Linked DNA regions of Mus musculus: region 2 is linked to region 1. A link is a loop called in an ENCODE intact Hi-C map of the cell type or tissue named here. Cell type or tissue: left cerebral cortex. All regions are shown on one strand.

Region 1 (2,500 bases):
TCCTTTATCAAAAGCAAAAAGGTGCTCTGAGCTGAAATGATTCATTTCTGCCACAATAGTTTACATGTTTGGAGAGAAGTAGCCAGAAATCATGTTTATACTTAAGAAGTGCCTGTCCACTCTTCATAGTGGGTTCAGTCCGGCCCTCAATGACAACAAAAACCCCTATCATTTTCTGCTGCTTGTGTGGTGGTGGATCTCAGAATGAGCTCCCTGCATCCTGGGGACACATGTCACTCTTTGGAGTTTCAAGAACTTATCATAGCATCTGATGTACATTGCTGCTTTTAGAAGGTTTTAGTGTTTCTCTCTCTGGCTGCTTGTACTCTGGAAGTGTTGGCATTCTCCTCTCTTTTCTCCTTCCTCCCTCCCTCCCCTCTAGTCCTCCCTTCCCCTCCTCTCTCCTGTTTCTCAGTCTAGGATAGCAGGGCAGACAACACTTTTCAATAGTCATAGTGACAATAAGCTTTGCTTTAGGTCCCATGCAGACACCATGCAGATGGAAGTCTGAGTCTCTTGAGAACCCAGCTGCAAAACTCAGGCACTGCTCTTGTTTCAAAGACAAGACAGTGACAGTCATCAGGGACAAGTTAGCATTACTCTCTGCCCCTGACCTCAATGTTCAGGGGCTCAGGCAGAATTCAAGGTCACCTTGTTTGACTCCAGAGTCTACTTAATTAATCCAGAAGGTTTTGCTAACACACTGCCTGGCAAGAAGACCAAGAACAGCAACCACCAGAACAAGCACAGAGTTGTGGGTCCTGTCTTAGGCTGGGGCTTGAGGCAAGAAGATTGTGTGGGACATGATGGGGATGTGGTGGTGCCTGGTAACTCTCCCAGGTTGCTTGGGACTGACCAATGTTTTAAGATTTGGGCTGTCTGGGATAGTTTTGAGCAAACATCCTAGGGTATGTTGGTCACCATAGAAAGGACAGTCATTGCCTGTCAACTTTTTTTCTCCCAAAGGCACACTGAAATCCTAGGCCCTGATCCCTGTGAATGTGGCATTACTTAAGGACAATCTTACAGGTGTGGTAATGGTACTATGAGGTCTGCTCAGCCAGAAGAGAGCACCTCCATGCAGAAGCTGCCCATGCCCTTCATCTCGTCCTTGCAGACATTTTTCCTCCTCTTTCTGCTTGCCTCAGGCCTTACCACAGGATCCTTGATAAACCACAGCTATCAGGTCTCCCTGCTCAATCTCACACTCTAGAACAACGTCTGAGTATCTAAAAAGAGGTCTTCCAGAAACACGCATATGTAGTTCTGTGTGTTCCCACTACCTTCTGTCCTTTATGGGTTACCAGATGTCTGTGGGAGCTCAGACTTGGTAACATGCTCAGATCATTTGTACTGTTCTGACTTATGCCAGTAATTCCACCCCCTCCACACTGTGTCAGAATGTGTGACAGGCAGAAGACTCCAGCACCCACCAGGCATCTTCAACTCCTAGATGAATCTCATGGGTCTTCAGGATGGAATCCCGTTGGTCTACTGGAGCAAATGAGGATTCCTCAAGGCCCAGCAGGATCTATCCAAACATGCACTGAGAATGGTAAGTGACTATGGAGATGGGCACACAGTGACGATTGCTGGGTGCTGAGTTAGAATAGCCAGTGTGTCTCCCACAATACCAACGCGCATGTCCATTCTTGTCATCTGCTGGGTGACGACTTGCCAGGTACTCAGTTACCCAGAACTGCCGTCACATGACTTCTCCTGGGGGTTCCAGGTTTTTTGTGTGCTTATCCAGAGAGGGGAGTTTCCAATCACATGTCCAGACCCTGCTTCTAAAACCCACCTCATAATGTATAATGGCCTTCAGCAATCCAGGCCTAGGTTATAAGTGTTACTCTTTTTTGAAAAGGGGAGTGGGGGACTTGCATATGTGATGAAGTTCTAGCTATGAAAGGGGGATCCTGGACAACCTGGGTAGGCTTTGTATGTCATTGTCCCTTCAAGGATGAGGTAGAGATATACAACACACAAGATGAGAGCTGCAGGACACCAGTCACCTGGGAGGAGGGAAGAAGGGAGCTGAGCTCACATCTTGAGCATCCTGTCTGAGATGACTCCCATCAGAGTTAACTCACTGCCCTCAGTACAGCATTGGCATCTTCAAGAAGGGGGAGCCTTCTGAACCTTACTAAAGGCTTCAACACTGTTTTATAGTTCTGGTTTGGGTCTTCCCCCAGAAAGCCCATGTGCTGAAGGTCCAATCCCTATTGCAGCAGCATTCCAAAGGTCTTTGAGAACGTAGTTGGATTCCAGGGGCTCTGGCTTCCTAAGAGAATTTGTCCTCTGGTGGAGTCACCATTTGCGTGAACAATTAGAGGTGATGGGCATGGAAGGCGGGGGCCTAGTTAGAAGAAGTGTACCACTGGGGGGGGGTGCCCTAGAAATATAGATCTTGTCTCCAGCTCTTCCCTGTCTCTTCTATGCTTCCCAGACACAAGGATGTGAACTAGTTTACCTCACCCCAAGCCCTCAGCCATGATGC
Region 2 (2,500 bases), 83 kb after region 1:
GGTTTGAATACATTTGGCCCCCTTAGATTCACGTGTTTGAATGTGTGGCCCTTAGGGAGTGACACTAATAGGAGGTGTGGCCTTGTTGGAAGAAGTATGTCATTGTGGAGGTGGGCTTTGAGGACTCTCTCCTAGTGCTCAATGTAGAACTCTCAGCTTCTCCTACACTCAGTGTCTGCCTATACTCTGCCATGCTTCCTGTCATGATGATAGTGGACTGAACCTCTGAAATTGTAAGCCACCCCAACTAAATGTTTTCCTTTATAAGAGTTGTCTTGGTCATGGTGTCTCTTCACAGCAATAAAACACAAACTAAGAAGAGCTGATTGGTGATACTGAGGCTTAGAGAGTCTTTGCTCAGCAGATCTGCAGGGTTAGGCCTAAAGCAGTTTGCTGTGGTAGTAATTTGAGTCTGTAAACCTCACTCCCTTGGCAGAGCTTGGCCACTCTGCTCTGCCTGCCCTGCCACACAATCAGTCTGTCACACAGGTTGTCCCTGGTCCTCCGGACCCCACTCCTGCATCTACTCTACACTCCATATCCAAGTGCTCATGGACATGGTGGCACTGATGAACTGATCCGTGCCCTGCCCTTCTCAGCACAAACACTTGTTCCTAACTGTAGGCTGCACCATGTGGCCTTGGTTCCCTTTCAGCCTCAGCTCCCACACTCACCTTCACACAAAGCTCCAGGATACTTGGCTCCTCACTCTTCCTCTGAAATGCCAACCACCTTCAACCTCAGGACCACTCTCCTTTCTCCTGAGAACCTGATTCCTCAGATTTCCAGTCAGTTCTCAATCTCCATTCATTCTGATCTCTGCTCACATTTCCCAATCCTCCTAACTGGCTTTCCTAAAAACCTCCTTACTAACCCTCTGCTCTACCTTGTTTGCTTCCTAGGACTTGTACCTAATTAGATGCCTTCTGCCTCCAGCAGCAGGGTCCTCCCCAGTACACAGAAGACAGGGCATAGTCAGTATTCTAATATATGATGAATGAATGGAAGAATGAGCAATTAGAAGCCCAGGATCCTTGGCCGAGCTTGCGGCTTACCACCTAGAGTATAGAGTTTATAAAGAATTCATCAGAGGGTGGCATGGCACACTGTAAACCATCTGGGACTTTGGCAGTGACTCAGCTCTACCAAGCCTGGTTTTCTCAGGTTGGTTACTAGAACACTGTGTAGAGGAGGGTTTAACACCCCTGGCTGCCCTACTTTCTGTGGGATGCTAAAATCTTGGTATCTCCCAAGTCTATCTCAGTCCCAAGCACCTCTCTCCACTCTAGACAAGCCCTGGGAGTGTCACTGCCTCCACCTCCCACCCCCAATTTCGTGAAATCTCACCTCCATCCACACCCATGATGAACCGTCCCACAATGAGCATCTCAAAGGTTCCTGCCCGGAGTGAGCATGCCATCAGCAACGCTGCGGAAATGGCAAATCCATTGTTGACCAGCAATGTGGACTTCCTGGAAGGAAAAGAGATCCAATAAGGACAATGTGCTGTGAAGTGTGACAGTGTCCTTTCTCCCGCAAACAGAGAAGCCAGTTGCTCCAGAAGGCAAACGTGGGCTTAGGAATTGAGGTCACAGTCTGTCCCTCACTCCCACTCTTGAACCTGGCATCTACTCCCTGTGTCCAGGTTCACAGTGGGGTAGACAAGGGGCACTGCCAACTTGAAGGCCATTAATTCCTTGTGGTAGGAATTGATTTCATCAATTCTGAGTTTTATTTAACATTTTTAAAAGACAAGTTATGATGCAGGAGCTTAGCTAAGTGCAAAAACAGAAACCACTCGGTATTCTAGTGGGAAGACCATAGCATGTAGATAAACCATGATAAAGGAATGATTCGGGTGCAGACTCTGAAGGGGACGTGGTGCTACTCTGTGGTGCTAGCATCTTTGGGATTTGGGAAGGGAACCCTGAGGAGCTGGCTTGGAGAAGTGCTGCCGGCTGGCACCTCCTCTCTGCTGGGCACTTGCTCTGCTTCTGGGGACTGGGGACAAAAGCTGGAGCTGGAATGGGTAGCCAAAGGCACTCAGGCAAACAAACAAATCCGGGGGGTGCAGTGCCTAGACAACATCTGGACAGCCAATAGTGGCATCCTACTGTTCCAGCTGGCAGACTTGGCCCTCTGTTTCTCTTCCCTTCTTCCCTCCTCCCTACATCTCTCACTTTCTCCCTCCCCCTCAATGAAACAATCATATTTCTTAATACTCGATAGGCAGCTTAGATTTAATGAGCTACAGTTTTAGATGTAAAGCTGGATTGGAACCATCTAGCAGAGCCAGACAGACTCCCCTGGTAATCGTTACTTTCACCGCTGTGGTTCGGGACCGCTGTCTGTTTCAGGAATGTGTCCCTAGGCCCTCACAGTTGAGATTCATGCCTCACTGTGGGGGCTGGATTCCTGTTCCTGGGACAGCTCTGTCTTTGAGGAATGAGGAGGCTGTTTTCTTTTCCTCCATTGCAGAACCAACCCAGCAGCTTCCATT

What was found. Peaks named below come from ENCODE experiments on the same cell type or tissue, not always from the same donor. Only the 100,000 strongest peaks of a DNase experiment are listed, where the experiment ranks them.
Region 2: a loop joins it to region 1, with 8 times the contacts of the local background. A loop is called at or near these places in 2 of 42 quality-filtered maps.

What each region holds. Positions count from the first base shown.
Region 1 is chr5:38,355,806-38,358,305 of GRCm38, forward strand. The region is part of intron 11 of Slc2a9 (solute carrier family 2 (facilitated glucose transporter), member 9); the gene reads right to left. Gm40290 (a long non-coding RNA gene) reads left to right here. Exons shown (of 3, transcript XR_868373.2): 1 at 1-1,555; 2 at 2,450-2,500. Among named protein-coding and RNA genes, the nearest start is that of Gm40290, 1.6 kb to the left of the region's middle. In left cerebral cortex, no CTCF peak of the experiment used is centred here; a DNase peak (open chromatin) is centred at 1,318.
Region 2 is chr5:38,439,303-38,441,802 of GRCm38, forward strand. It overlaps Slc2a9 (solute carrier family 2 (facilitated glucose transporter), member 9), which reads right to left. Exons shown (of 12, transcript NM_001102414.1): 4 at 1,348-1,472. Among named protein-coding and RNA genes, the nearest start is that of Slc2a9, 40 kb to the right of the region's middle. In left cerebral cortex, no CTCF peak of the experiment used is centred here; DNase peaks (open chromatin) are centred at 1,150, 1,513, 2,052 and 2,327.